Regions from separate parts of the Homo sapiens genome. Here all the other regions are linked to region 3. A link is an interaction called in ENCODE POLR2A ChIA-PET data of the cell type or tissue named here. Cell type or tissue: CD4-positive, alpha-beta T cell. All regions are shown on one strand. Each heading gives the region's core, and the rest is flanking DNA. Links, peaks and the distances in the headings are about the cores only. Region 1 overlaps FAM178B (family with sequence similarity 178 member B). Region 2 overlaps FAM178B (family with sequence similarity 178 member B). Region 3 holds the start of SEMA4C (semaphorin 4C).

Region 1 (10,714 bases), core at 1,166-9,165, 70 kb before region 3:
CAGTTCTTCCCAGACTATCCTAGGGAGATTCTTACGCACTTGCCTTTATCCCAACCTGCTGAGTAAGGAAAGAGTTGAGGGGACCAGGACTTAAGAGCATTGACTATTACGGGTGTGCTCTAGTGACTGGGGCTGAGGGCCCGAGTGTCCCAGGGCACTCTAGTGTGTGTGTGGGGGGTGGGGCGGTAACGGAGAATTGTATTCCTGGATTGAGAAGCAACACGTGTACATGTCAGCTGTGCAGAGAGCTCAGTGCACTCAGAGAAGGGATACTCTGGCACATTGCCATGCCTCATTGCAGTGAGCATTCATTTATTCAGCAAAGACACATTGAGCACCTCCTTCCTCAAGCACTTCGCTAGATGGCAAAGAGAGGATCAGGGATTAATAAAGTCCTGTTCTCAGGAGGCTAATAGGTGGGAGGGGATTAAATGAGCAGCGACCATCAGAGACAGAAAGGAGGCAACGGGAAGAGGAATTACTTGTAGTCAGGTAGGTTTGGGATGTGGGGAGGCAGGAACCAGGAAGTGCTTTGTAGAAGATGAGACAGTTGAGCCATCTGTACCAGAAAGCAGAGACTGCAAACTCAGTTGCCTACGGGGACTGAGTGAGCAAAGTCTGAGAGCTCCTGCCTGATGTAAAGGGGCTGTCCACATCAGGTTTGGTGCAGGTAAACGCAGGTCTGGTATTCCCAAACCTCTTCATTTTCAAGAGAAGCCACATTTTAGTTAGGTCGTATTTTGACTATTGATAACAAATACCAAGAGCAGTTTGTTAGCTCACATGACAAGGAATTCAGAGGCAGGTGATTCTGTGACACGTTCAGTAGATGCGCAGTCTCAGGGCTCTGGATTCTGCATGTGTCTTCTCACTACTTCCTCTCCGGGTTGCAGAATGGCTGCCGTAGCTGCCACCACCACTGTGTTCTCAGGAGACAAGAGTGTTCAAGGCAGCAAAGGAAAGGATGGGACATACGAGGTCACTGCTTCTCATACTTTCCCCTCTTTTTATCAGAACAGTTTTTCCATTTTGTTTCATTAGAACTGGGGTCACGGGCTTTAGAGGTCACTTGCCATGTTGTTTGTCTGTCCAGTGCCCTTTGAACATCACGGCTATGTCTGAAGAATTTCCAGCCTCATGAATCCTATCCCTTTAGGGTTGAATGCATGAGATTTACTCTTCCAGTCTTTTTTTTTTTTTTTTTTTTTTGAGATGGAGTCTTGCTCTGTCGCCCAGGCTGGAGTGCAGTGGCACAATCTCGGCCCACTGCAAGCTCCACCTCCCGGGTTCACGCCATTCTCCTGCCTCAGCCTCCTAAGTAGCTGGGACTACAGGCACCGCTACCACACCCGGCTAATTTTTGTATTTTTAGTAGAGACAGGGTTTCACCATGTTGGCCAGTCTGGTCTCGAACTCCTGGCCTCAGGTGATCCACCCACTTCAGCCTCCTAAAGTGCTGGGATTAGAGGTGTGAGCCACCGCGCCCAGCTGGGATATAGATGTTTATGTGAGATGTCCTGTTGGTAACTAACTCAGTTAAAACAACAAGAAAAAACCACCGCGAACCCATCTGCAGACTCCATTCAATTCAGACCACTGATCTGCAGCCTTTGGGCGGAGTATCAGGGTATACAGGGATGCAAGGGAAGCAGGGAGCAGTGGGAACAAAGACGAGGTGGAAGAGTAGGGGCTTTCCTTGAAGGGAGCAGAGGAGGAAATAAGACGAGGTCTTGAAGGCCAGGTCTTGAAGGATAGTGGGGGCCATTGCAGGCACAATGGAGCTTTATTAATATTTGTCAAGACCAGGATGGAATGGTTGGTTGTTTTAAAGATACAATTCACATAACATACAACTCACCCTTTTAAAATGTAAGATTCAGTAGTTTTTAGTATACTCAGAGTTGTTGAATCATCACCACTGTCTACTTCCAGAACATTTTCATCTCCCCAAAAAGAAACCTCTTAAAATGTGCTATATCCATAAAATGGAATACTATTCAGCCATAAAAAAGGAAGGAGTGACATATGCTATAACATGCATGAACCTTGAAAGCGCTGATAAGAAAATGGATACGAAAATTTCATGCCTATTCTGAAATGTCCAGAATAGGCAAATCCATAGAGACCAAAAGTTGATTAACAGTTGCCAGGAGATAGGGGAAGAAGGAATGGGGAGTGACTGCTGATGGGTAAGAGGTCTCTTTTTTACCAGATATGTGATTTGCAAATGTTTTCTCTCATTTTGTGGGTTTTCTTTGTAATCTCTTGATAATGTCCTTTGATGTACAAAATTTTAAAATTTTGGTGAAGTCCAACATATCTATTTTTTTCTTTTGTGGTGTCAAAATTACTGACATCATTGTCTAATCTCAGGTCATGAAAATTTTCACCTATGGTTTCTTCTAAGAGTTTTATACTTTTAGCTCATAAATTTAGGTCTTTGATCCATTTTGAGTTCATTTTTGTATGTGGTTTGAGACAGGAGTCTAGCTTGGTTCTTTTGCCTATGGATATCCAGTTGTCTCAGCACCATTTGTTGAAAAGACTGTTCTTTCCCTATTGAATTCTGTTGGCACCCTTGTTGAAAATCATTTGACCATAAATGTAAGGGTTTATTTTTGAACTCTCAATTTTATTCCATTGGTTTATATGTCTACCCTTATGCTAGTACTCTAAATTTGTTATTACTATAGCTTGTAGTAAGTTTTAAAGTTGGGAAGTATGAGTCCTCTAACTATACTTTTTAAAAATTTGTTGGCCAGGCTCAGTGGCTCATGCCTGTAATCCCAGCACTTTGGGAGGCCGAGGCAGGCGGATCATGAGGTCGGGAGATCAAGACCATCCTGGCTAACACAGTGAAACCCCGTCTCTACTAAAAATACAAAAAAAAATTAGCCGGGCATGGTGGCAGGCACCTGTAATCCCAGCTACTCCGGAGGCTGAGGCAGGAGAATGGCGTGAACCTAGGAGGCGGAGGTTGCAGTGAGCCGAGATCGCACCACTGCACTCCAGCCTGGGCGACAGAGCGAGACTCCGTCTGAAAAAAAATTGTTTTGGCTGTTTGGGGTCCTTTCCATTTCCATGTGAATTTTAGGACCAGCTCGTCAATTTCTGCAACATTGAAAGCTGGGATTTTAATAGTGATTGTCTTGGATCTATAGATAACTTTTGGGTACTATTGCTATCTTAATAGTAAGTCTTCCAATCCATGAACATGGGATGTCTTTCCATTTATTTAGATCCTCTTTAATTTCTGTCAACAATGTGTTGTAATTTTCAGTGTACATGTCTTACATTTCTTTGGTCAAATTTATTCCTAAGTATTTTATTCTTTTGGTGCTGTTATAAGTAGAGATGTTTTCTTAATTCCTTTTCAAATTGTTCATTGCTCATGTGTAGAAATACAGATTTGTATATATTAACCTGCTGAACTTGTTTATTAGCTGTGATAGTTTTTTTGTGGTAGAATTTGGTTTCGAAGGCAAACATACTCTTGTGCAACTAGTTGATTAAGAGAAATGAAATGACCTCAAGTTTCTTTAACAAAAATGTTTTAGCTGAGCTGGTATATGACTGTCCGTTAACCTAGTGCCAGTCTTGAAGCAATGTCTTCGGAAAAGGAGCTCTATCAGCGAGATCAAAACGCTTTAGAAAGGAGTAGAGCTTGCGTAGGTTCTTTTCCATTTGCTTCCAAGACAATTGTCCATTTTTACCTACCCATTTCATTCTCTGTTGGCTTCTATAATATTTGTGTAGGAGGAGGGGGATATAATAAAATAGAATGACCCTGGCCAGTACATTCTTTGGATATTTTGAAAGTGGGCGAGACGTTCAGCTCCAAGAACAGAATTCATTTCACGTTCTTGAGCAGGGTCTTAGGACACTTTGTTCTTCCTCACTTGATCATGCTTTTCCCTTTGTTCTCCTCGAGCTCTGGCCTCGTGGCCACTGGGGCCTTGGGTTTCCGTACAGGCCTCATTTTGTGGGTTACTTTCTTTTCTGCCGTTGCCTGTTGCATTCTCTTTCCTTCATCTCTCCCTTCCTTTCTTTATTCCTCCTTCCCACTCCTCCTCTCAGAAAGCATTCATAAAGTTGCTTCTTGTAAAAGGAATAAAATGGAAACAAGATGGCCAGCAATCTTACCACCCAGGTAACCCCTGTTGTTATTTTTTAAACTACTCTCTGTACCAAGTTTAGCAAATTTAAATAATAGAGAAAGATGCAAAATAAAGAGTGAAAGTCTTCTTGCCAGCCACTCCCCACAACCACTTCCTCCTCCCAAGTACTCATTAGTACAGTTTCTTGTGATTATTTCCCGGCACAAAATGAATACACAATACACATTTCATCTATATTTGTATGTTTATATGTTTATCTATACCGTATTTCTTTCGCCACATTAGTATCCATCTGAAATTACCTCCAGTGCCGATTGCTCTTCCCAGAGTTTCCCAGTTCTCCCCACTGGTGTCTGGAGAGGCCACAGCCTGCACAAGGCAGGTCAGGTGGGGCTTTCTAGACCACAGGTCCGCCGAGTGAGGGTCCTGGAGGTGGGATGAGCCACTGGGGTGCAAAAACAAAAAATTAATACATATTTCTGTTTTAGCTCATCCGTCTTTAAAAAAACTTATTGAGGCATAACTGAATACATTAACTTGCAGACATTTGAAGTGTATAATGTATACACTTACATATGTGCCTGTAAAATCATTGCCACAATTGAGCTAGTGAATATATTCCATGGCCCCCAAAAGTTTCCCTATGCCTCTTCATGATTGATCTCTCCTCCACCTCTTGTCTGTAGGAAACCACTGATCTACTTTGTCACTACAGGTTCGTTTGTATTCTCTAGAATTTTATATAAATGGAATTATGCAGTAGGTACTCTTTGTGGGCTGTGGGTGGGGAGGGTCTGGCACATTTCACACGGAATAATTATTTTGAAATTTAAGCAGTCTTTAGTCTATCAGGTTGACACTCTCTGTTCTTCACCATCTTATTAGGAGATGTCCTCGCCCCACCCGATCTGCCTCTCTTGTGGTTTGCAGGACAGCCTCCTGCTGCAGGAGGTGGGAAGCGAGCCAGTCAGAGCCCCTGGAGTGGAGGCCCCACGACCTTCTCATCTGCAGGTCGCGTCTCCTGTGGCGGTGGCAGCAGCAGCTGCCCATATGTGTGGAGCACTTAAGTGCCTGGGCCCTGGACCCCATACCGTTCTCATGCCGGGTGCCCTTTACTCCCTGATTCCACAGGGCTGGTCCCATTGTCCTCAGGCCCAGAGAGGCGGGCTGGGATCCAGGTCTGCCACGCCAGCTGCACTCAGTCCCCGTGCTGGTGCTGTGAGAATGTTGTCTAGACCCAAATGGGCAGGAAAACACTTGGAGGACCACCCAGGAGACCCCAGGGCCCAGCTCCCTCAGAGCTGTCATGTGCTTGGCATAGTCCTTTCAAAGTCTCCAATTAGAATTTGATAACAGTAATTCAGCGTCATAATTGATCTCTGTTTTTTAAAAACATTATTCTTGGATATGATAATAAAAGCAGTTTAATTGAAAATAATAGGTGACATTTCCAGAGAGCTTAATTTGTGCTAGGCACCAAGCCCAGGGCTTGGCCTATCTCATTTAATCACCACAACAACCCTACAAGTAGATACCATTATTGTCCCATGTTATAGGTAATTGGGGGCTGGAAAGCCTGCCCAAGCTCCTACTGTGTGTGCAATGCGTGCCATCTCCTCTGTGGTCAGCCAGCCCTTGTCCAGCTCATTTTACCTCACCCTCTCTGACTCTCTGTGCTGCGACCTCTCTGCATTTCTTTTCTTCCATCTTCCTTCTGCCACAGGGCCTTTGCATGTGCCAGCCTCTTTACCTGGCATACTCTCCTCCTTCCCCTCAGCAGCTCTCTGACTTTGCCTTTGTTTTTTTGTTTGTTCATTTGTTTGTTTTGTTTTGTTTTGAGATGGAGTCTCACTCTGTCGCCCAGGCCAGAATGCAGTGGCGCGATCTCGGCTCACTACAAGCTCCGCCTCCCAGGTTCACGCCATTCTCCTGCCTCAGCCTCCCGAGTAGCTGGGATTACAGGCGCCCACCACCACACCCAGCTAAATTTTTGTATTTTTGGTAGACACAGTGTTTCACTGTGTTAGCCAGGATGGTCTTGATCTCCTGAGCTCTTGATCCGCCCGCCTCAGCCTCCCGAAGTGCTGGGATTACAGGGGTGAGCCACCGCGCCTGGCCTTGTTTTGTTTTGAGACAGAGTCTCACTCTGTTGCCCAGGCTGGAGCGCAGTGGCATGATCTTGGCTCACTGCAACCTCTGCCTCCCAGGTTCAAGTGATTCTCCTGCCTCAGCCTCCCGAGTAGCTACGATTACAGGCACGTGCCACCATGCCCGTCTAATTTTTGTATTTTTAGTAGAGACAGGGTTTCGCCATATTGGCCAGGCTGGTCTCCAACTCCTGACCTCAAGTGATCCACCCACCTCAGCCTCCCAGGTGCTGGGATTACAGGTGTGAGCCACCACACCCGGCCTGACTTTCTTCTTAACTCCATCTCTTCCTCTCTGTTATGGACTTCTCTGGCATCACCTGCTCAAGGAGGCCTGCCCTGCGGGCGTGTGCCGCCTCCTTGCTTCTACGCTTGGCTCCCTTTTCCACTCGTGGCTTTAGTCATAGTTGATGGTGGGTTCTTTGATTAATATTGTCTCTCCCAATGGGCCGTGAGCTCCAAAGTACGGGGACCATGTTTTTGTTTTGCTTTTAGTTTTAGTTATCTGTTGGGTTCCTGGCAGCTGTGTGAGCAGGGACACTGTAGGACCCAGGTGGTTTTTGTTGAATGAGTGGGTGGGTCTCCAGAAACACTGCGTCTCCCGGTGGACAGCAGCATCTTTTCCAGATAGCTGCTCTGATCCTGTGGCCAGTCAGCTGTGGAGCTGGGTGTACCAGAGAAGCTCTGATGTGCTCTCTGGTCCTCCAGCTTCAAGCCCTGAGGTCTGTTGGCCCTGTGGGGGCAGGCATGCATGCTTTACCCCAGCTCAGCAGGCATCTCCAGAGTCTCCCTGCCTGTGGCGCACTCAGCTCCTGTCCCCACCACTACATTCCACCACCTATACAAGGGGACCCTCAGGTACTGCGCCATTAGTAGCTCGTGAGGCCCAGGTGAGTTCGTTCCCTTAGGACAGTACCTGTCATCAGGAATTTTTAAAGCTCTCAGGTGATTTTTATGTGGAGCTGGGGCTGAGATGCTCCAGGTTTTGAGAACTTTGGCCAAGTGCACAGACCTCTTGCAGGAGAGGTGGCCAGGCAATAGTGGGGGTTTTGCCCACCACTTTAGCTCAGGACTCTCAACCCCCACTTTTAAAATGAGGTGCAAAATAAATTTAAGTGACTTAAACTCGGAGAGCACTTTTTTGTTGTTGTTGAGACAAGGTCTCACTCTGTCACCCAGGCTGGAGTGCAGTGGTGGCATCAGGGCTCACTGCAACCATGACCTTGACCTCTCGGGCTCAGGTGATCCTCCTGCCTCAGCGTCCTGAGTGGCTGGGACTACAGGTGCGTGCCACCACGCCCGGCTAATTTGTTTGTATTTTTTGTAGAGATAGGGTCTCACTGTGTTACCCAGGCTGGTCTCGAACACCTGGGCTCAAGCGATCTGCCTGCCTGGGCCTCCCAACTTGTGGGGATTATAGATGTGAGCCCCCGCGCCCAGCCCAACACTTCTTAATGTTTGACTTTTAGACTCTGATCAGAGGATGGCTGCAGCTCCCCCAGTACTGAGCCTCCGGCCCTGGCAATTTTCAGCTATGGCTGAGCGTTAAAAAGTATGACGTCTGTGTCCTACCCTCTGAGATCAGTCTGAGGCACAGCCTGGGCATTAGCATTTTAAAGCCTCCCCTCCTGATTCCAGTGGGCATCCAGAACTGAGAGCCCCTGGGCTACTGAGCCACGGGCAGTTGGCCTCAGGTGCGGCGAGAGGGGAGCCGGGGCTGGCATCTGAGGATTCCTGCCCACCCCCACCACCCTCATCATCCACCAGAGCACGGGAGTGTGGCCCTGAGTAATGCTCCGGAGCCAGGGCCACAGCTTTCCCTAGCTCAGTGGAGCCCAAACTTGGCTGTGTATTAGAATCACTTGGAAATTTTTTAAAATTCCAAAGCCTAGTCCACACCCCAGACTAATTAAACCACAATTGCTGGGGGGTAGGGCACAGGTGGCAGTAATTTTTGACACTCCCTAAGTGATTCCAACATGTGCAAACAGGCCAGGTGTGGTGGTTCACACCTGTAATCCCAGCACTTTGGGAGGACAGAGGCAGGAGGATTGCTTGAGCTCAGGAGTTCCATACCAGTCTGGGCAACATAGTGAAATCTCGTCTCTACTAAAACAACAACAACAACAACAAAACCTGGGCATTGTGGTGTGTGCCTGTAGTCCTGGCTACTCTGGAGGCTGAGGCAGGAGGATAGCTTGAGCCCAGGAGGTTGAGGCTGCAGTGAACCACTGTGTTAGGCTCTCAGCTGGGTCCTTGATTGAGATGAGAGCAACCACCATCATCCCTTCCAGTGCCGGGTCTGCTGTGCTGCCCAAGAAATGGTGTGTGGAGACCCCCCTCCTGTTGTTATTTTTTTAAAGAACGCTTTTGTTAGCCAGGTGTGGTGTCTCACGCCTGTAATCCCAGCATTTTGGGAGGATGAGGTGGGCGGATCACCTGAAGTCAGGAGTTCGAGACCAGCCTGGCCAACATGGCAAAACCCCGTCCCTACTAAAGATACAAAAAATTAGTCAGGTGTGGTGGCAGGCGCTGGTAATCCCAGTTACTTGGGAGGTTGGGGCAGGAGAATCGCTTGAACCCAGGAGGCAGAGGTTGCAGTGAGCCAAGATCATGCCATTGCACTCCAGCCTGGGGGACAGAACAAAGCTCTGTCTCAAAAAAAAAAAACAACCAAAAAAAAAAAACCCGGGCGTGGTGGCTCACGCCTGTAATCCAGCACTTTGGGAGGCCAAGGCGGGCAGATCACAAGGTCGGGAGATCGAGACCATCCTGGCTAATATGGTGAAACCCCGTCTCTACTAAAAATACAAAAACTTAGCCGGGCGTGGTGGCGGGCGCCTGTAGTTCCAGCTACTCGGGAGGCTGAGGCAGGAGAATGGTGTGAACCCGGGAGGTGGAGCTTACAGTGAGCAGAGATCATGCCACTGCACCCCAGCCTGGGCAACAGAGCGAGACTCCGTCTCAAAAATAAATAAATAATAAATAAATAAATAAAAAGAAGAATACTTTTGTTGTTGTATTTTTTTTTAATAGCCTTTATTTTTTAGAACAGTTTTGGGCTTACAGAAAACTTGATCAGAAAGTAGTTTCTGTATACTCATTCTCCACTCCCACCCACCCACCAGTTTCCTCTATTATTTACATCATATGTTAGTGTGTATATTTGTTACAATATCAATACATTATTAACTGAAGTCCATAGCCTAAATTAGGGTTGTGTTGTGCAGTTCTATGGATTTTAACAAATGGCCAGGCGTGGTGGCTCACGCCTGTAATCTCAGCACTTTGCGGAGCCGAGGCACGTGGATCACCTGAGGTCAGGAGTTCGAGACCAGCCTGGACAACATGGTGAAACCCCCTGTCTACTAAAAAAGTACAAAAATTATCCAGGCGTGGTGGTGCATGCCTGTAGTCCCAGCCACTTGAGAGGCTGAGGCAGGAGAATTGCTTGAACTTGGGAGGCAGAGGTTGCAGCGAGCCGAGATCGTGCCACTGCACTCCAGCCTGGGTGACAGAGCAAGACTCCGTCTCCAAACAAAAATTAAAACCTGAAAATCCAAACTGGGAGAGAATCTGATAGATTATTCATTTAGGGACATTACTGGGAAACTCTTAGGTTGAGTCTAAACCAGTCTCAACCTTTTGCTTTCCAAACTTGGAAGGGTAGTTTGCTACTGCTACCTTCCTGAGTCGTGCTGAGGGAGCCCTGTATCCTTAAAAACAACCAAGAATGCATGCTTAGGTGGCCAAGTGAGAAGGCGATTGCCTGGAGCTGAGCCGTAATAGCTGGGCCTCTACCAGCCGTGCTGGACCGTGATGTGACCTGGAGCATGAGAGGCACATGCTAAGAACAGCAGAGCTGAGAGACGGGCTCCTGAGATCCTGCAGGTACAGTTGGGTCTCTGCACCGGCTGTGACCTGCCTACTTGCAGACTTCTTTTTTGTCAGAGAATAAAATTCTTTTTGAAGGCCGGGTGGGTTTTTTTCTTTTGTTTTTGTTTTTGTTTGTTTGTTTGTTTTAATTTTGTTCCATTTTGTTATTTGTAGCCAAACCTAATTCTAGCAGATATGAGTGGTTCTGTGGTTTGGCACAATGTCGCTCTGTCACGCATACCGGGGGCCTCGAGTGCTTGCTGGTATTAGGTGACACCAGGCAGTGGTGTGAGTTACAGAAGGGCAGGGGAAAGGAGAGGTGCCCTGGGGATGGCATCACCTGCCCTGTACACATTTCTGTGAATAAGCAGGCCAGGGGCCTATAGAGATGGTGTTGGCGGGTGCAGAGTTGGTTATAGCCAGGTAGGGAGGTTGTCAGGGGCACCACAGGAAAGGCCTTGGGCTCAGGGTGAGTGGGGAGAAAAAGGAAAGAAAGGCACCCTCAGAGCTGGCTGCAGGGTAGAGAAGAAACAAAAAGAAGGTTCCAAAAGAATGTGGGTGCAGATCTGGAAA
Region 2 (10,714 bases), core at 1,257-9,256, 55 kb before region 3:
GAGGCTGGGAAGTCCAAGATCAAGGTACCAGCAAATTTGGTGTCTGGTGAGAGCTGCTCTCTGCCCCAAAGAGGAGGTCTTCTGGCCAATTCCTTATGTGGCAGAAGGGTAAAAGGGGCAACCAGCTCCCTCAGGCCTTCTTCCTTTATCAGGGCACTGATCCCATTTGTGAGAGCTCCATTCTCATGACCTAATTTTCCTCCCAAAGGCCCCACCTCTTGATGCTATCACACTTGGGATTAAATTTCAACATATGAGCTTTGGAGGCTATACATAAACACTCAGAACATAGCACCCTCTTAGCTGTGTAGTACTTGGTCAGATTTGTTTTGGATTCTCTCCATTCATTCATTCTAATTCTTCCATGCACCGGCCACGTTTTTAGGCATGGGGCCTGTAGAGATGACCAACACAGATGTGGCCCCTGCCCTCGTGGGACTCCTGTTCTACCGGGGAGAGACAGAAGGAGAAGCAAGTCAACTGCTAAGTCGGACAATGCTGAGGAATGAGAGCAGAGTGGAAACATAGGCTCTGTCCCTGGATGAGGTGTGGGAGCTCACGGTGCAGAGAACACATGGGGCAGGAGGTCTTGGGCAGCCATCCTTGGAGAAGACGTCTGGACCCATTCTTTTTTATCTTTCTACTCTCCCACTTATAAAAATGTCCTTAAGTAGTCTGACAGAAAAAAAGGCCCTGAGTACCTGAGTATGTAAGGTTCTCCCTGTTTGCTGACGTGGTCAGATTTTTTTTTTTTTTTTTTTTTTTTTTTTTTTTTTGGAGAGACGGAGTCTCGCTCTGTCACCCAGGCTGCTGGAGTGCTGGAGTGCAGTGGCTCTATGTCAGCTCATTACAACCTCCACCTCCCAAGTTCAAGCAATTATCCTGGGACTACAGGCTCATGCCGCCATGCTCGGCTACTTTCTTTTGTATTTTAGTAGAGATGAGGTTTCACCGTGTTGCCCAGGCTAGTCTCGAACTTCTTGAGCTCAGGCAATCTGCCTGCCTCAGTCTCTGAAAAGTGCTAGGATTACAGGTGTGGGCCACTGTGCCCGGCCGATGTGGTCAGACTTTATCATGAATGTTTGGTTAAATTGGGCAAGGGAAACTGGTCCCCATAGCGCACACTTGCTTAGGAGACACGCCCCAGGCTGTGGGAGGCAGGCGAGGTGTGCTCCCAGCAGGGATGGTGGACTAGGGATGCCCAAATGTTGCAGCAGCAAGAGTGCTGCAGAGGCTGCAGTGGGCTGAGTGTCAGCCTCGGTGCTTTGCAGCAAGAGAGTCTAAGGACGTGAGCCTGGTGTCCAGTGAGCCTTGTAGCTCGGGGCCTCTGGCACAGGACTCTTCGTGTCACTTGGCTGTGGGCAGCCGAGCACCCTGACTACTGCCTGATGTGGATGGCCAGATGGTCAGGGAGTGGTTGACCCAAGTGCAGCCATACCTTGAAGACCAGGTAAGAGAATATTCAAGAAAACATTGAAATTCACAAAGCCCCAGAAGTACTTGGAAACCACCAGTTGCTTCATTTCCCCAGATAACACCTGTGGTGTCAGAGAAGGCAAAAACTGGTTATCTTGGGCCAGGGGTCACGGCCAGCCCCTTCAGTGGGAGTGGTGCACCCTGCCCTCCGTTCCCCATTCTAACTCTCTGCTCCCTTTTGGCCTGACAGATGAAGACAAGCACCTGTGGTGCCCCTCACTGCAAGAAGTCAGGGAGGCATTCCACAGCCTGGGTGCCCACAGTCCTGCCCTGTACCCTCTGGGGCCCTTTTGGCACGGTGGCAGGTGAGTACTTCTGCTTCCTCACTGCCTTTTTCTTTCATATTTTTTAAGAGACAGGGTCTCTCTCTGTCACTCAGAACTGGAATACAGGGGTATAATCATAGCTCACTGCGGCCTCCACCTCCCAGGCTCAAGTGATCCTCCCACCTCAGCCTCCTGAGTAGCTGGGACTACAGGTACGCACCACCACGCCTGGCGAATTTTTTAATTTTTTGTAGAGGTGGCGGGGGGGGGTCTCCCTACGTTGTCCAGGCTAGTCTTGAACTCTTAGGCTCAAGCGATCCTTCTGCTTTGGCCTCCCAAAGTGCTGAGATTACAGGTATGAGCCACCCCATGCCCAGCCACCTGTTCTCTTGTTTGTTTGGAAGTTGCTGGACTCAGGCTGTATCCCATGTGTAGGGAATTACAGAACAACCACACACCCCCGCCTGAGGATCTGAGTATCACACCAGGAAGGAATTTCCTTGCTCCCAGCCTCAGGGAGATGGGAAGCCCCCAGGATGGATGAGCCTGTTTTTGGCACTTCCTGACTCAGCCCCCGCTGCCCCCACTCTCTGGTGAAACCCAGACTTCACAGCCTGGTTAGTATCCTTGCAGACACGTCCCAGTCCCTTGAGTCTCTTCAAGCCGCTTGTTTGGCCCGTTACCTAATATCCACTCAGGAACAGCAGGGCATGCTTTTATGTTCCCACAACCCTCAGTTTTGTGTCATGAGTGCCCCCGTTGAGCCCCGGGCTGACTTGCTCGTGGACAGTCATGATCATTTGCCTATGCCTGGTCCCTGCCTGTGGGGAGGAGTGCCACGTGATGCATAAATAGCTCTGGTGGGCGGATGGCGACTTAGCTTAAGGTCGTAAAAGTGTTATATATCGTCATCTTGTTCTACAAATTTTAGCACATCCAAACTCTCTTGAGAACCCTTGAAGAAGGTGATTTGAGATGGAACAGAGTGTTTTGAAGCCTGGAGGGGCTGTTGTATAGGACTTCCCCCCATGCTTCCCGCTGACAATCCGTCAGCGCCAGGAGGTGCCAGGCCCCCCTTCCCTCGCCTCGGCGGGCAGATGTTCCTCTGCATGGAAAGTGGGAGCTCTCCTAAGAACCTGTTCCACGACTGTGTTTAGCAATTGTCTGCCAAGCCAAACCACACTCAGCTCTGCTATAAATACCCCACACATGTGCCAGCCTGCCGTGCTCCTGCCCCTTTCCCTCCCGGAGCTCGCAGCTCCATGTCTGGTGTAATGAGCCACTTGCCTCCTCCTGGCACAGAGCTGCAATCGCACACCGTCTTGGATGAGCGGGGGAGAGAATTACACTCAGAAAGACAAATGAACGTCTGAGGCAGGCAGGGGCCGTGGAGTCCAGAAGAGCCACTTGTGACTGCTGTGATGAGTGTCCCTGTGTCCTCCTGGGAGTGGGAGGCGGCACTGGAGACATAGCCACTGGGTCTCGCTCTGCTCTGCAAAGAGCTGCTTCCCCCACTGCCTCCCGGTTCTCCCAGGATTTGACTGCGGCTTGCCCTTCATGCTGCGTGACAAATCCGTTGTCTCCAGAGGCAGAGTGGGCAGGAGAGATGAGAACTGTGGCCCTTTAAACACATCATCTCAAGTACTTTGGGACACAAACCCCGGCACGCAGACTTCAGCTTTCCCAGGCGCAGTTAAGCCTTGTGTGGGAGGAAAGCAGGGCTGTGTTGTCCTAGATCGGGCCCAGGGAGCTGCCAGGGCCTCATGTCGTGTCCCAGACACACCGTTTTAACATCTACCTCTTTTGGGCCCCAGACCTTGGCCTGGCGTTGACACCATTTCCCATCAGAGGATTCAGAACTACCCTCGAGGACCTGGCTGACAGCCGCAGGGCTGATTTCCCTGCTCCTGGCTCTGGGAGCAGGCTGGGGACCACCGGTCAAGCCCCTCAGGGCTGGGGAGGCTTTCCTGCCTGGAGCCCCTCCCCATGTCTTCCTCGGGGTAGGAGGATGGCGAAAATGCCTGGGTAGGTTTCCTGGGCTGCTGCGTTGTGTCATGGATTGGAGGGTGACCCCTCCGGAGTATTCGGGAAGCATCAAGGAGGTTCCAGCATCTCCTCCCCAAGGGTATGGCATCCTTCATGGATGCATGGGCCACAAGAGAAACCCCACGGCAGGCTATCTTCTCCCTGTGTTCCTTCTCGTCCTGGCTCCTCACCAACTCAGAGGCTGTCTTGTGCGAGCTGGCTCCGCCCAGGCATCTTTTTTCTGCTGACTTCCAGGGATGCCTCCATCCAGGGGAACGGATACCTCTGGGGCTTCTCCTGGGCTACCCACAGTGCCTCACAATGGCCAGGGCTCAAAATGAGGGCCTCAGACATCTGTGCATGTCCCCACCGTAACTGGGCTGTCTCTTTAGTTGCTCTGAGAAAGACAAGTCTTCCCACATTTCTTCCTAATCTCGGATTTCCTTAAAAGCCATCACCATCTCCCATCTAGCGCTTCCAGATTTCCTTTCAGAAAGATGCAGTCCTTCCGCAGCTGGGCCATGCAGATCTCCTGGCATCCAACTTGTTGGAAACAGTGGCCCTCTGCTCAATGATGAGACTGGGGAGGGGAAACAGGAGGACATTTCAAGGAAAGGATGGAGCGTGGATATGAATGGGAAGCGGGTGGTGGGGGAGCTCATCAGCATCCTCAGAGGGGCTCATGCCCACGCTGCAACACAGAATGGGACTTGCCAGGTGCCCCCATCTCCCCCAGGAGCACAAAGGAGGTCTTTAGGTAGCTGTGCATGGTCCTCCAAGGCTGTTCCTGCTACCAAGCCCAGCTGAAGTTAGAGCCCTGCTCTGATGCGCAGGCCTGGCCGCTGAAGACCAAAAGTCTGGAGCTGTTTCCTGGTGCCAGAAGCCTTGGCCACTTGGTTTTCTTTTCTTTTTTTTTTGAGACAGAGTTTCACTCTTGTTGCCCAGGCTGGAGTGCAGTGATGCCATCTCGGCTCACTGCAACCTCCGCCTCCGGGTTAAAGCGATTCTCCTGCCTCAGCCTCCTGAGTACCTGGGATTACAGGTGCGTACTACAATGCTTGCTAATTTTTGTATTTTTAGTAGAGATGGGGTTTCACCATGTTGGCCAGGCTGGTCTTGAACTTCTGACCTCAGGTGATCCACTCACCTCAGCCTCCCAAAGTGCTGGAATTACAGGCATGAGCCACCATGCCCCGCCAGCCACTTGGTTTTCAAAGGAGCAGCCTGGTGCAGAGACCAAAGGGGTAAATACATGACAATTAACACATTGACAGGGCGTCCTATCAAGTGAGGGGGCAATTGATTAAAGAGGCAGCTCTTGGTTAAGGTGGTAGTGGTGCTCATACACTGTACCTGCCATCTTCCCTCTGAGAATGTCAGAATGCCATGCAGATGGTAACTTTATTATTTTTTCAACTTTTGGGGGAAGAAGATGCGGAGACCTGGGTAGAGGCCAGTGACATGCCCCTTGTAAGGTTAATGAGTATTGAACGGTGTCTCCGAGACAGAAACCCAGTTCCTAGGTGCTGGCCACAGACCCTGGAGCCAGGCGTGGGACCAGTGAAGCTGCTTTGCTCATAAGAGTCCAATGGTGGGACCATCAGCTCACTCTAACCTGCTAAGCCCAGGAGGGGAGCAGGGATAATAGATAGGCCGTTGAATTCCCGGGCTGTGGCCCCTTGCTGGCAGCAGTGGTGGAGTTTCGGGGATCAGCTGATGCTGCAGCTCAGAACAGCAGCCACAGATGCCAGCAGTTTAGTCAAGTGATTCCTCTGAAAAGCGAGGATTAGAGGACCCCCATTATGTTGCCCATTAGTCCATGGGCTCACAAAGTTCTGGAACTCTGACCAGCCAGGCATTCACTTGGGAAGGCTGACATTTCTTTCCAAGGAGGACAGGGCTCTCCCCACAGCCACACTCCTCTCTGCAGCTCAAAAAACACATGTAACCACCTCACACCTTCAATGTTCCTTCTCCCCTTGGCAGCGTCTCTCTTCTGCAGATGTTTGTAGTCGACTCTGAGTGCCCCGTGCTGAGAAACCTGAAAGCACACCCACCTATGGCTGCGCGTGTTGCACGCTCAAGGCTGGTACGAACCAGAGCTTCCCCTCACGTACTGGCGCAGGCCCAGCCTGCGCCCAGATGTGCAAATGCCAGCCTTACCCATTCAGTTAGGGCCCTAATAAATGCTGAAATCTGGAAGAAGGACTGAGCCCAGCCACAGTTTCCACTCCCCCACCAAGTTTGGTTTGTCGGCACCAACTTCCTGGTACCTCGGAGACAGATCTCTCCTCCTTCCCCTCTGAGCCCAGCGCCAGTGCCAAGCAGAGAAGAGCAGAGACTTCACAGGAGCTGTAGGACAGTGCTCTTCCTCCCCTGTGCCAGGGGGCTGCCTGGAGCCTGCTGTCATCAGCAGTGTGGTTGTCATCAATATCTTCACTTACCACTGTTAGCAGGAACCTTAAGCCGTTTCTTAAGAGTGGAGAAGTGGGTGAGACAGCAGAGGGGACCCTCATCATAAGCTCACTTAACATACTTGAAATCAACAATGTACATTCGGCCATACGATGAAGGTGATCCCGCCCAGGCTCTCGTCCTGTGAGCGCGTGCCTGGGAGGGAGGCTTGTGGAAAGGGTGATGAGACTGCCATCCACAAAGCCCCACCGAGGTCCCCCTCACCGTAAGCATCTCACCACCCTGCGTGTGGCTTGATCTTTAAAGGGGGGGATTTTTCTTTCCCCAGCCCTGGTCTCTAACATCATCTGGTGCTCAGCCAGATTGGGTCCGTCACTCGGGGAAACTGGCCATGCAGGTCTTATCAGCAGACAGCACATCAGCTCAGGGTGACACCTTTGGAGGGGGTTTTCAGGGATGTTTTGTTCTGATTTCCCCCATACTTGCTGGCTTGTGAGCCAGCCCGTGTCAGCTACCACGTGGTGCACTTTGCAGTGTATGCAGGCTCACCCTTGTCGAACGGACCCAGGGAGAACTCACGGACTTTGGGGGGATTGGAAGTGTGATTTTCTGGTTTCCAAGTCCTGGAAAACTAAAGCTCGAGGCCTCACCTGAACGGTAGCATGTGGGAGCCAGTCCCCAAGGAGCCCCCCTCCATGTGTCCCCCATTCTTAGAGTTCACATAGTTCTGTAGCCTCCTCCTACACCAAGTCAGGTCGGCCCTGTGTGACCAGTAGAAGAGATGGGATGTCACTTTCGAGGTTAGGTTGTGGAAGGTTGTGGCTCTGTCTTGGGCATATTCTCTCTCCCTCTCTCTTTCACCACTGGCTTTGGAGAACCAGCGGCCATGTGGAGAAACTCTGTGGAGAGGCCCTGGGGCCTGTGGATCAGTGACCAGGTGAGTGAGCCGGGAGGCAGGCCCTCCAGCCTGTAGGCTCAGGTGACCGCAGCCCCACCCAACATCTTGAGGGCAACATCCGAGAGACCCCCGAGCCAGGACCACCCAACAGAGCTGCCCTGGATTCTTGGCCCTCAGAAACTCATGAGATCATCTGTGTGGAAGAATTTGCTGTGTCCAGCGGATGAGCAGCCTCAGGGCAGCAGTGTCCCACTTTGCGCCTCACTCCTGCCCCTGTGCCCCCTCCTGGGTTTCCCATCGTCACTGTTGTTGTCTTACCACAGGGTGCTTCCAGGCGAGGCTGGCCTGAATGAGAATGAGGAGCAGGACGCTCCCCAAGAGATTGCCTTGGACATCAGCCTGGGCCACATCTACAAGGTGAGTCAAGCCGCCTGCCTCATGCAGGGCACTCTCGGCTTACAGTTCAGACCCATTCAGCAGCTAAATTCCAGGAGCATCACGGAGAATCTCCGGCGAGCTCAGCACCATGGCAGGCACTGTGCTGGCTGTGGGCCGGATGCTACAGAAACTGTGTTATCGGACACGGGTCCTGATCTAGGCCCCAAGAGAGAGTTCTTGTACAAGAAAGAATTGGGGCCAGGCATGGTGGCTCATGCCTGTAATCCCAGCGCTTTGGGAGGCTGAGGCAGGTGGATCATTTGAGGTCAGGAGTTCCAGACCAGCCTGACCAACATGGTGAAACCCCATCTGTACTAAAAATACAAAAAAAAATCAGCCGGGCATGGTGGCGGACACCTGTAGTCCCATCTGCTCAGGAGGCTGAGACAGGAGAATTGCCTGACCCTGAGAGGCAGAGGTTGTAGTGAGCCGAGATGGCACCACTGCACTCCAGCCTGGGCGACAGAGCGAGACTCCATCTCAAAAAAACAAAAAGGCTGGATGCAGTGGCTCATGCCTGTAATGCCAGCACTTTGGGAGGCTGAGGCGGGTGGATCACCTGAGGTCAGGAGTTCGAGACCAGCCTGGCTAACATGGCAAAACCCCGTCTCTACACAAACTACAAAAATTAGCCAGGCGTGGAGGCTGAGGCAGGAGAATTGCTTGAAACTGGGAAGTGGAGGTTGCAGTGAGCTGAGATTGCACCATTGCACTCCAGCCTGGGCAACAAGAGAGAAACTCCATCTCAAAAATAAAAAGAATTGGAAGCAAATCCATAGAGTAAAATGAAAGCAAGTTTATTAAGAAAGTAAACGAATAGGCCAGGTATGGTGGCTCATGCCTGTAATCTTAGCACTTTGGGAGGCCAACGTGGGTGAATCACCTGCAGTTAGGAGTTCAAGATCAGCCTGGCCAACATGGTGAAACCCCGTCTCTACTAAACATACAATAATTAGTCGGGCGCGGTGGCGCGTGCCTGTAATCCCAGCTACTTGGGAAGCTGAGGCAGGAGAATTGCTGGAACCCGGGAGGCGGAGGTCGCAGTGAGCCAAGATGGCGCCACTGCACTCCAGCCTGGGTGACAGAGCAAGACTCTGTCTCAAAAAAAAGTAAAAGAATAAAGAATGGCTACTTCATAGGCAGAGCAGCCCCAAGGGCTGCTGGTGTAGTATTTTTATGGTTATTTCTTGATTATGTGCTAAGTAAGAGGTGGATTATGAGTTTTCTGGGAAAGGGGTGGGCAATTCCCAGAACTGAGGGTTCTTACCCTTTTTAGACCATATAGGGTAACTTCCTGACATTGCCACGGCATGTGTAAACTGTTATGGTACTGGTGGGAGTGTCTTTTAGCATGCTAATTCACTGTTATTAGCATATAATAAGCAGTGAGGCCGACCAGAGATCACTCTGGTCATCATCTTGGTTTTGGTGGTATCTGGCCAGCCTCTTTACTGCAACCTGTTTTATCAGCGGGGTCTTTGTGAGCTGTATCGTGCCAACCTCCTATCTCATCCTGTAAGAATACCTAACCTCCTGGGAATGCAGCCCAGTAGGTCTCAGCCTTGTTTTACCCAGCCCCTATTCAAGATGGAGTTGCTCTGGTTCAAACGCCTCTGACAAGCACACTCTCCACACCTGTGCCTGCCACCCAGGACCCTGCAGGGGCCTCACTGTTTCCTGAGCTCCTACCCAACATGGCCGCGGGGCTCACAGTACCATCCCTTCTGCCTAAGTGTCTCCCAGGGAACTGGTCCTCGAAGTACTCTCCCGTTCCCCCATGCCCTGGCCACCCCTGCCCTCTTTTCTCTCTCCAGTTTCTGGCGCTGTGTGCCCAGGCCCAGCCGGGGGCCTACACTGATGAGAACCTCATGGGACTGATTGAGCTGCTGTGCCGCACCAGCCTGGACGTGGGGCTCCGCCTGCTGCCCAAAGTTGACCTCCAGCAGCTTCTCCTCTTGCTCCTGGAGAACATCCGGGAGTGGCCAGGGAAGGTACTAGACGCCCAGAGCCTGGTCCTCATACAGCTTCATCACTAGGGACCAAGGTGGCCCCTAGAGTGCCCTGGGTGGGGATGGCACTGCCTGGAGGTCATCGGAATGTCCCTGATCTCCGTGACTGCCCACTTACTCCCCTGTGCGGGCTGGGTGGCGAGAGCAAGGGGAAGGCGGTGTCCTCCTGTAGCCCATGGGGTGCCGTTCTCCTGCAGCTCCAGGAACTGTGCTGCACCCTGAGCTGGGTGTCTGACCACCACCACAACCTGCTGGCCCTCGTGCAGTTCTTCCCAGACATGACCTCCCGGAGCAGGTGCGTGCTGCTCCCCCGCTGCCTCCTCCCTCTCACACGCATCTCTTCGGGGTCTTGTAGGGATCCAGAGTCCTCCCCATCAGCCCCAACAAACCTCCCCTGCCCAATTTCTAATCCCCAGGAGGGAGAACTAAAAATATAACTCACTAATGAGTTCTTTACAAATGAAAAAAAGCTTAATTTTCTTAACATGGTCTTATTAGCAAAACAATTGCCTTGTGCAATTAGCTCCTGCCTGCAGGGCCCCCACTCTCCTTTCTTTGGGGCTCCCTCCCCAGTCTTCAGCTCCTCCTCGTCATTCAGACCTCAGCTGAATTCTGTCCCCTGATCACCCGACTCCCACTCGCACACTCTCGATTCATCCTTCTGTTTTCTTTTCTGCCTAGCATTTACCCATGCCAGAAATTATGTTACTCTTTGTTTCCTTGTTTATGGCTGTGGCTTTCCTCGAAGTTACCTCTACCAGAACAGCTACCTTGTCAGGGTCACTGCCATATTGTCCCAGATCTAGAACAGTGCCTAGCGTGCTGTTCGGCGCTCTGTAAATTTTTTTTTTCTTCTTCTTGAGACAGAGTCTTGCTCTGTCACCCAGGCTGGAGTGCAGTGGTGCGATCTCGGCTCGCTGCAAGCTCCACCTTCTGGGTTCACGCCATACTCCTGCCTCAGCCTCCCGAGTAGCTGGGACTACAGGCGCCCGCCACCACACTTAGCTAATTTTTATATTTTTAGTGGAGACAGGGTTTCACCGTGTTAGCCAGGATGGTCTCAATCTCCTGACCTCGTGATGTGCCTGCCTCGGTCTCCCAAAGTGCTGAGATTACAGGCATGAGCCACCACGCCTGGCCTGTAAATTCTTTTCGAATGAATGAAGTGGGTAAACAAACTCAGCCCA
Region 3 (8,395 bases), core at 1-8,000:
AAATCACCTTTGAAATTTCCCTTCTTTGTTCTTACTGCCAAGGGCAAAGAGGAAGTAGGGAGGCCTGAGAAGCTAAACAGGGGGAGTTTCCAGTTCTCGAAGGTGGCCCTACCTGGCTCTGAGAAGGAGCCGAGCTGTCCATCAGCGTCGATAACTGGAGCCTTCCTCCCCAGTCCTGGCTCTTGTCCACTGTCCCCTCCTCTACTGCTCCCCAAACATACCCATCCCCAAGAGAGAAATAGATACCAAGGGGAGAGGAGGTGTCGGTGACGACTCAGTCCCTCCAGAGACCTGGCTGTAACCCGAGCAGAGGTGTGCACTGTGAGGTCGCCCAAGGGCGTATGCTGTCCCCTGGGGTGTGTAATGGGCCCTCTCTGGGACTGGCTGGGAGCTGACCAGATCTTCTAAAACTAGTCTGGGATCGGTTAGAGACTCAGCCTCCCCAAGGTCCAGATTTTCACAGTGGTGCTGGCAATGTGACCACTTGCCCTCCAGATCTTTGACTTTTCCAGATCCCTAAGCCCTTGGGAAAAGGCTGGGGGATATCCTGATAGGAGCCACTGGAAAATCCGCATCCGGGGCTGTGATGACGGATGTTTTCCTGCTTCCTTTTGGTACTGGTGACAGGGAGGGGCTGGGAAGGGAAAGACATCCCAGGTGGGCAGCTTTGATAACTCTCCTTTGGAGGAAGTAGGGAGGGAGAGTCCTTTTCCTATGTCCCTAGTCACCTCGGTCCCCAGGCGCGCTGACCCAAGCTTTCTCACTTCCCCATCTGTGGGATGACGGCAGTCCTGGCTGCCTTGGAAATCCACCAGGCAGCGTTCACCAGAGAACCCAGTGTCCACCCAGGGCCTCCCTCTGGCTGCCTCAGGAGAGCTAGTAGGTGAGTAGCTCAAATGAAGGGCAGTGTGGCCCCCAACCAACATCAAGAGATGGGAAGGGGGACTTGCTTTTCAGGAAAGACTCTTTAGGTCATCTCTAGGGGCTGGCCTGAGCTGCTGGGTGATCTTTGAAGACCCTTGAGAGTCATTTAGCACAATTTCTGTGTCTTTCCTTGACACGACCACAAGCAGTTGTCAAGGCCTGAGTCCCAAAGTGTGGATACCTTCCATAGATATGCTAGGCCCTAGGGAGACTAGTCAGGTACGTGCACCTCCCCCCACCCCCGGTACCTGTATTAGTAATTTTTTTATTAATTGAAGACCCAGAAATCTTTTTTTTATATCAGTTGTACTTTCATTTAGAAGTATGAATCATGAGCAAGTAGTCATGCAGGAAATTGTATCCTCTGCCCACCCACCCACAGAAAGGGCCAGTGCTGGAATGGACAGAATACAGCAGGAAGTGCATGAAGGTGGAAAAGGGGAGGGAGCTGGGAGCTTATCTCCGAGAGCGTTTGGGAGGATAGGCGCGTGGAGTCTGTTAGCTGGAGGCTTCTACATTCCTGGGCCTCCAGAACCCAAACGCCTGCCGCTGCCCTGCCAGTGAAACCAAACCGGTTGCCTTTTGAAACTTTCCACTGAGGCCACCTTGGAGTCAGAGCCAGCGAGCTCAGGTCTCTCCTGGTAACCTTCACACCTAGAGGTGGGGGGATGGGGGAGCAGTATTGAAGGTGAGGAAAAACAGCATGAAATGGAGCATTGTCAGGATAGATGGTGACTCTGTGGAAAAACAGAATCGGGAGTCCCAAGACCTGATTTAAAAATCTGAACTTTCCAGTCTGAGCAATATAGCGAGACCCTGTCCCGTGTATGATGGTGTGCACCTGTAGTCTTGGGAGGCTCACGTGGGAGGACCGCTTGAGCCCAGGAGTCTGAGGTTACATTGAGCCATGACTGTGCCATTGCACTCCAGACTGGGCAACAGAGTAAGACCCCGTTTCTAAAAAAGAAATTCTGACCTTTTTATCTCCATGACTTGGGGCTAGTTGTTTAATCTTTTTTAATTATCTCCATGACTTGGGGCTAGTTGTTTAATCTTTTTTAATTATCTCCATGACTTGGGGCTAGTTGTTTAATCTTTTTGACTCATCTCCAAAAGGGGAGCAACAATACTTATTTTTTTAATTTTGTCGAGGCAGGGTCTCGCTCTACAGGCTGGAGTGCAATGGCACAATCACAGCTCACTGCAGCCTCAACCTCCTGGGCTCAAGCGACCCTCCCACTCCAGCCTCCTGAGTAGCTGGGACTTACAGATGCATGCCACCACGCCCCCGCTAGTTTGGTTTGTTTGTTTGTTTGTTTGTTTGTTTTTGAGACAGAGTCTCCTTCTGTTGCCCAGGCTTGAGTGCAGTGGAGTGATCTTGGCTCACTACAAGCTCTGCCTCCTGGGTTCACGCCATTCTCCTGTCTCAGCCTCCCGAGTAGCTGGGACTACAGGCGCCCGCCACCACGCCTGGCTAATTTTTCTGTATTTTTAGTAAAGACAGGGTTTCACCATGTTAGCCAGGATGATCTGGATCTCCTGATCTCGTGATCCGCCTGCCTCAGCCTCCCAAAGTGCTGGGATTACAGGCGTGAGCCACCCCTCCCCGCCACGCCCCGCTAGTTTTTTTTTTTTTTTAATTTGGGGCTGGGCGTAGTGGCTAATCCCAGCACTTTGGGAGGCCTAAGCAGGTGGACCACCTGAGGTCAGGAGTTCGAGCCCAGCCTGACCAAAACGGCGAAGTCCCATCTCTACTAAAAATACAAAAATTAGCTGGGCATGGTGGCGCATGCCTGGTCAACATGGTGAAACCCCGTCTCTACTAAAAATACAAAAATTAGCCAGGTCTGGTGGCAGGCACCTGTAATTCCAGCTACTTGGGAGGCTGAAGCAGGAGAATCACTTGAACCCAGGAGGTGGAGGTTGCAGTGAGCCGAGATCGCGCTATTGCACTCCCGCCTGGGTGACAGAGTGAGACTCTGTCTCAAAAAAAAAATAATAATAATAATTTCTTTTGTAGAGACAGGGTCTCAGTATGTTGCCCTGGCTGGTCTTGAACTCCTGGGGTCAAGTGATCCTCCCATCTCAGCCTCCCAAATTACTTACTTTTTAAAGGGTGGTCATAAGGGTGAAGTAAGAAAATGTACATCAAGACAAGCTGCAAAAATCTAAAGCACAGAACACAAGTGAGGGCACTTGCATCTCAGTTTACCCTCCGCTTGAATAGATACGGGGAATAAACTAAACACGAGGGTGACACACCTTCTCCCACCTTGTCAGCTGAAGCAGGAGGCCTTCCCTGCCCACCCCATGGTCATTATCTCCAGCATCTCCAAGGCCACAGCTTTTTTTCTTTTTCCTAGTGGAAAAGAGCTGGGAAACGTGGCTTTGGCCAGCAAGGGAGAAGGGGCCATTATGTGTACCAGCAAAGACCCGATTGTTACTGAAACCAAACTGGGCTGCTTTTCTCAATTATCTCCACCACTTTTCTGGTCTCCACTTTTCAGATGCCAAGTTTTAACCCAGAACAAAAGCTGCTGTCGGACTGATTTATAATCCAGATCTGCTGACGCAGCCTGAAGTGTTCCTCCCCTCCAGGACTGCACCCTGGCTTAAAGTTACCTCCAAACCTCAGGACGTCAAGCCCCTTCACCTCTGCCTTTTGCCCCTAGCCAGGAGGTAGCATCTGTCTCCAGGTGCCCGTGGGGTGTCCTCCATGAGGACCACCTCTTCTAACCACCTGCCCAGCTCAGAGGACCAGCTGGCAGGAAAGACGCTGCACCGCCCATGAGGCCAGAGCTACAAGTTGCTTCTAGGAGTGGCTGTGGGCGGAGGCTGGTGGTTCTGAAGGTGGCGGTGGTTCTGCAGCGTGGCTCCCCACAGCCCCTTTCATCTGAACAGTAGGGCTCATGCCACTTGTTAATCAGCCTTCCAGTGGCACGAGGAGTCATTTTCTGGGGATAGGCGCTTTGCCCAAAGCGTGAGAAGCAGGAGCAGGCCCTTTCTGTTGATTGAAGGGTCTTCCTGGCTGGTGAAGCCCTTTCCAGACTTGAGGGCAGGGACCAGTGGTCCTCGGGGCCTAGAAAGAGGCAGAATTGGGGGCCAAACGGCAGACCCCTCTGGTCCGCCCCAAAAGACGCCTCGGTTCCCCCAGCGTGCCTCCCCTGGATACTCGCCTCGACGTGGCTCGCCCGCGGTCGTTCCTGCAACTGCACGGTCGGGAGTCCCTCTCCCCAGCCCAGCCCGCCCGGAGTCTTCGGGGGACACTTCAGAAAGATCGGGTGAGTGTGATTCCCCCGTGGCCATACCCGGAGTCCCTCCCCCGCCCCACCTCCCTCCAGGCGCTGTGGCGCAGCCCGCGACTCCGAGCCCCGGGGCTGCTGGACACCCGGAGGGGTTGAGGTCCGGGCACCCAGAGAGGCGGAGGTCCGAGCCCCCGGGCGGAGAGCGGGCGGGTCCACAGGTCGCTGCGGGTCGCAGCCCCCTCCTGAGCGAGCCTTCGCGGCCCGCCCCCGGCCTCCGCTCGACCCCCCCAGCCTGACGTCAAGGGGAAGGGGGCGGAGAGCCGCGGCCGCGCTGGAGAAAGAGCCGGCGCCCGCCGTGGTGGCGCGGGGAGCCCGAGCCTAGGGGCGCGGAGCCGGGCGGGGACGGAGGGGCGGTGGCAGAGAGGCCGCGGAGGGCTGGCGGGCGAGCGCGGGCAGGCGGCGACGCGGGGGCAGGGGTGGACGGCGGTCAGAGCCGAACGCGAGGGCGGCGCCCGGGGACTGGAGCTGCGCGCAATAGGTGAGCGAGGCCGGGCTTGCGTGAGGCTGGAGCCGCGGGGCCCCGGAGCCGCCGCTTTGTCCCTTTGCTTGGGCAGGGGCTGCCGGACGCGGGAGGGACAGGGGCTGGGGCGCGGGGAGCCGCGGCGGCGGAGACGGCTGTACGCGGGGATCCTTCCTGCGACCCCCGCGGCTGCTTCGCAGGGTCTCGGGAGTGGGGCGCACAGCACCTGCAGCCCCGCAGCCCCGGGGCCGGAGGGGCGCGCCAGCGAGGGTTCCTCGCGCGGTCCGGTCCGCGGCCGGGATCCTCGCCAGGCTCCTGGACTGCCCTCGGCGCTCCCACCCCCGATGGAAAGTTTGGGGCGGGCTTGGAGGGAGGCCGATGTTGTGGGATCGGATTTCCCTGCCGCGGCCCCCCGCCCGCCCGCCCATTCCGCTGGGGAGGCGGGTTGTCCCGGAAAGCCAGGCCCCCGGGCCGAGCCGGGCCGCGCCGTCCCCGGCTGGAGCGCTCGCCCTGCAGGGAGGGCCGCGGTCCACGGCTGGCCGCTCGGGGTGGGCGAGGGTGTGGGGTGCCCCGCCTGGATCCCGCACCCCTCCCCCCAACCCCTCCTCCCGGCTGCCCGTTTCCTCGCCCTGGGGGGAGCTGCGGGTGGGAGCACCGCTGCCGGGCGGATCCTCGGAGCACGCCACGGGGTGCGGCCCGATCCTCGGGTAAGGAGCCGAGATGAGGCCGCGGGCGTTTTGGGGGGCTGGTCTGGGGCGCAGCCCCCGCTCTCCCGCGCCGGGGCTCTGGGCCGACAGGGGGCGTCCGCAGGCCGGGCTCGCCACGCTCCCCGCGCCGCCGCTTTGTTTGCGTTCAAATCCCTGGAGCTGGGGGAGGGGAGAACCCGGGGGGACCCGGGACGGGGTCTTGGCGGGGACCCTTTGTTTGGGGGTGAGCAGGTCCCCAGCTTCTGCGTCTCCGCCCCTGGCACGGGAAGGCTGGAGCAGGGGAAGCCAATCCCGCTGGCCCGCCCAGGCCAGGGTCCCTGGGGCGCAGTCCCCGAGTTGGGAAGGTTCGTCAGAGTCGCGGGAGCGCAGCGGGTGCCGGCCGTGCGCGGCGCGTTGCCAGCGGCCCGGGAGGAACCCCCTCGCGTCCCCGCCCCTACCTCCCCCCGTCGCCTGCGCGCGCCGCCGGAGTCCCCGACTCGACCCGAGCTCGGTCCCCCCACCGCCCCTCCGCCAGAGGGCTGGTGTTTCGGAGGAGGCAGTGCGAGGAACAGGATGAGGCCCTGGTCATTTCCACGCCCATCCCACCCACTTCCTGCCTCCCTCTTGGGCAACAAAGGGGCCTCGGGAAGCTGGGCCCCTTCGCTCCCGGCCCTTCTCACACTCCTGCCCTGCTGATGTGGAACGGGGTTTGGGGTTCTGCAGGGCTATTGTCTGCGCTGGGGAAGGGGACAGGCCGGGACCGGGACCTCCGCTCGCAGCCGGCCGCACCAGGTTTCCCCTTTGGGGCTTTCCCGACCGCCTACCCCACCGCATGCCCTCGTCGCCCTAAGGAGTCTTCCTCCCAGAATTAGGTGTTGGCAGGGTCCGGAGCCCCAGTGGCTGCAAGGCCTGCTGCCTGAGGTTCTTTCAAGAAACTCAAACCTCTTAGGCCTGAGTGTGTATGTTGGGCGGGGGTCCCCTTTTTATTTCTCAAATGATTTCCTGTTGCGCAGAGGTAGTGGTGGGTCTGGAGGCCAGGGAGGGCTTCCCGGAGCCTGTTTAGCCTTCAGCCAACTCAACTCCTCCCCGCTTCCCAGGGAGACCTGTGGTCTTTTAGGCAGAGGCCAAGTGTGGGGACTTAGGTCCACCTCCAAAGAGAAGGGGAAGGAGGGCACCGGGGCTCCTGGAAGGCCTGATGAGGAGTCCTGTGGCCTCTCCTGCTGCGGGCCCCTCTGGTTTGCTTTCTCTGGCTGTGATTTCTGACCATGTCTTTTCCCTCAGCAGGACAGCTGGCCTGAAGCTCAGAGCCGGGGCGTGCGCCATGGCCCCACACTGGGCTGTCTGGCTGCTGGCAGCAAGGCTGTGGGGCCTGGGCATTGGGGCTGAGGTGTGGTGGAACCTTGTGCCGCGTAAGACAGTGTCTTCTGGGGGTGAGTGCCTGGAGGGGTGAGGAGGAAGTCAGGGACAGGCTGCTGAGGAGTTGCCCCCATAGTGTGCTGGCTTTATTCTCACGTGTGTGGCACAGCTTTCTAAGAAACTCGAGTTGGAAGAACGGGCAGTGTGGGTTGGGACCTGGGATTAGCCTCCTCTGGGGGAGCTCTGTCCAACTCCCCACCCCAGACTGCCTGCCCAGGTGTGGGAGGGGGAGAGCCTTCTGCCTCGCCCTCTCCACGCCTCGCTTCTTGAATTGTCACTGGCGCTGGGAGCCTAAAGAGAAACTGGAACCGGGATAAATATAAACTGGAGGCTCTCTCCCCTGGCTCCCCAGGCCCCCCTAAGACCTCCTACTGCCCTGTACACATCATACACTCTGGTGGCCCTGGAAGTGTGTGTGTATGTGCACATGCTCGCATGGTTGCCGGGGCACAGCGGGGACCCAGCAGTGCTCCCTGTGCACACACCCGTGTGAAAGGTGATGTCAGGTGTTTGTATCAGCCGTGCGCTCTGGGGACCTGGGATGAGCTCACCTCCCACAGGCTCCACTCGGGTGCCAGTGAAGCCCTGCCATGCCGGTCTGTGTCTGGATCCATTGTTGCCTGCAAAGACTAAGGCTGGTTTGGGGGGACCCTGAGGACAGGTCGGCAGCCATATTTGGCAGCTGATGTAGGAATCACGTGACTGTATAAATGTCGTAGTGCCCTGCATGCCGGGTGGCAGCAAGACTTCCCAGGCCCCAGCCCCATCTCCGCTCTCTGAGCCTCTGGTTTCTCCGGACCTCCCTGGCCTGGCTCACAGCCCAGCTCCCCTCCTGCCATCCCCACCTGTCCTAGTGGCCTGCTGTGCTCGCATCTCTGGCAGCCTGGATTGGGGTCCTGCTGGAGTGAAGGGTTTCCTGAGGCAGGGAGTACTCATAGCCGTCTGTGCCTCCTGCTCTGCTGGACTCTGATAGAGGCAGTGGGCAGCAGGGCAAAGAAGGAAGCAGCCGCCGAGGAAGCGAAGGTGGGGTGGGGGTGCCCAGCCCTGCGGCCGGAGGTGCCATTGACCCTGAGAGCAAGAGCCATCAGTCTGATGGCTTCCTCTGGCCGGAAGCTGTGGCTGAGATATCCTTCCTTCCTCCCAGCAGCCTGGATTTGCCTCCTCCCAGGCTGGGAAAGGCTAGGGAGGCCCAGGTGGGGCTGTCAGGGCCAAAGGCTGTTTCAAAAGTGTCCTTTATTGCCAATCAGGGGGTTTGGCTGGCATCTGCTTGTGGCATGGGGTGCTGGCTCTCGTGGAGCAAGACTGAGGGCTGTCGAGCCCCAGGGGTCCTGCCCATCAGCAGCCATGCTTACCCCTGCAGAGCTGGCCACGGTAGTACGGCGGTTCTCCCAGACCGGCATCCAGGACTTCCTGACACTGACGCTGACGGAGCCCACTGGGCTTCTGTACGTGGGCGCCCGAGAGGCCCTGTTTGCCTTCAGCATGGAGGCCCTGGAGCTGCAAGGAGCGGTGAGAGGTGGGGCAGTGGGAGGCAGTCGGGCCTGCCAGAGGGCAAGGCCCAGAGGGGCTGTGCTTGGCTAGGTGGTCCCTCAGCCTGGCTGCCC

The links. Peaks named below come from ENCODE experiments on the same cell type or tissue, not always from the same donor. Only the 100,000 strongest peaks of a DNase experiment are listed, where the experiment ranks them.
Region 1: POLR2A ChIA-PET joins it to region 3 with 10 read pairs; 23 of 35 experiments call an interaction of 5 or more read pairs at or near these places.
Region 2: POLR2A ChIA-PET joins it to region 3 with 25 read pairs; 19 of 35 experiments call an interaction of 5 or more read pairs at or near these places.

Annotation. Positions count from the first base shown.
Region 1 is chr2:96,934,737-96,945,450 of GRCh38, reverse strand. The region is part of intron 8 of FAM178B (family with sequence similarity 178 member B); the gene reads left to right. Among named protein-coding and RNA genes, the nearest start is that of FAM178B, 46 kb to the left of the region's middle. In CD4-positive, alpha-beta T cell, for the core only: no CTCF peak of the experiment used is centred there; a DNase peak (open chromatin) is centred at 4,260.
Region 2 is chr2:96,920,273-96,930,986 of GRCh38, reverse strand. FAM178B (family with sequence similarity 178 member B) reads left to right here. Exons shown (of 17, transcript NM_001122646.3): 9 at 1,667-1,781; 10 at 7,404-7,497; 11 at 9,333-9,509; 12 at 9,725-9,822. LOC101927053 (a long non-coding RNA gene) reads right to left here. Exons shown (of 3, transcript NR_110209.1): 3 at 5,150-6,943. Among named protein-coding and RNA genes, the nearest start is that of SEMA4C, 56 kb to the right of the region's middle. RefSeq lists an enhancer at 3,282-3,995. In CD4-positive, alpha-beta T cell, for the core only: no CTCF peak of the experiment used is centred there; DNase peaks (open chromatin) are centred at 6,046 and 6,476; H3K4me3 peaks cover 1,505 bases; H3K27ac peaks cover 1,102 bases.
Region 3 is chr2:96,866,188-96,874,582 of GRCh38, reverse strand. SEMA4C (semaphorin 4C) reads left to right here and starts at 4,503. Exons shown (of 15, transcript NM_017789.5): 1 at 4,503-4,707; 2 at 6,660-6,805; 3 at 8,152-8,300. The coding sequence starts at 6,697. LOC124908044 (collagen alpha-1(I) chain-like) reads right to left here and starts at 6,209. Exons shown (of 3, transcript XM_047446878.1): 1 at 6,165-6,209; 2 at 5,834-5,998; 3 at 3,460-5,555. The coding sequence starts at 6,209. The coding sequence ends at 4,548. RefSeq lists enhancers at 1-177, 218-277, 844-1,344, 7,914-8,395 and silencers at 4,181-4,470, 4,511-4,610, 4,641-4,710, 4,731-4,830, 5,151-5,310 and 1 more. In CD4-positive, alpha-beta T cell, for the core only: a CTCF peak has its summit at 5,456 (motif pointing right); DNase peaks (open chromatin) are centred at 3,772, 4,492, 5,882, 6,182 and 3 weaker places; H3K4me3 peaks cover 3,641 bases; H3K27ac peaks cover 2,067 bases.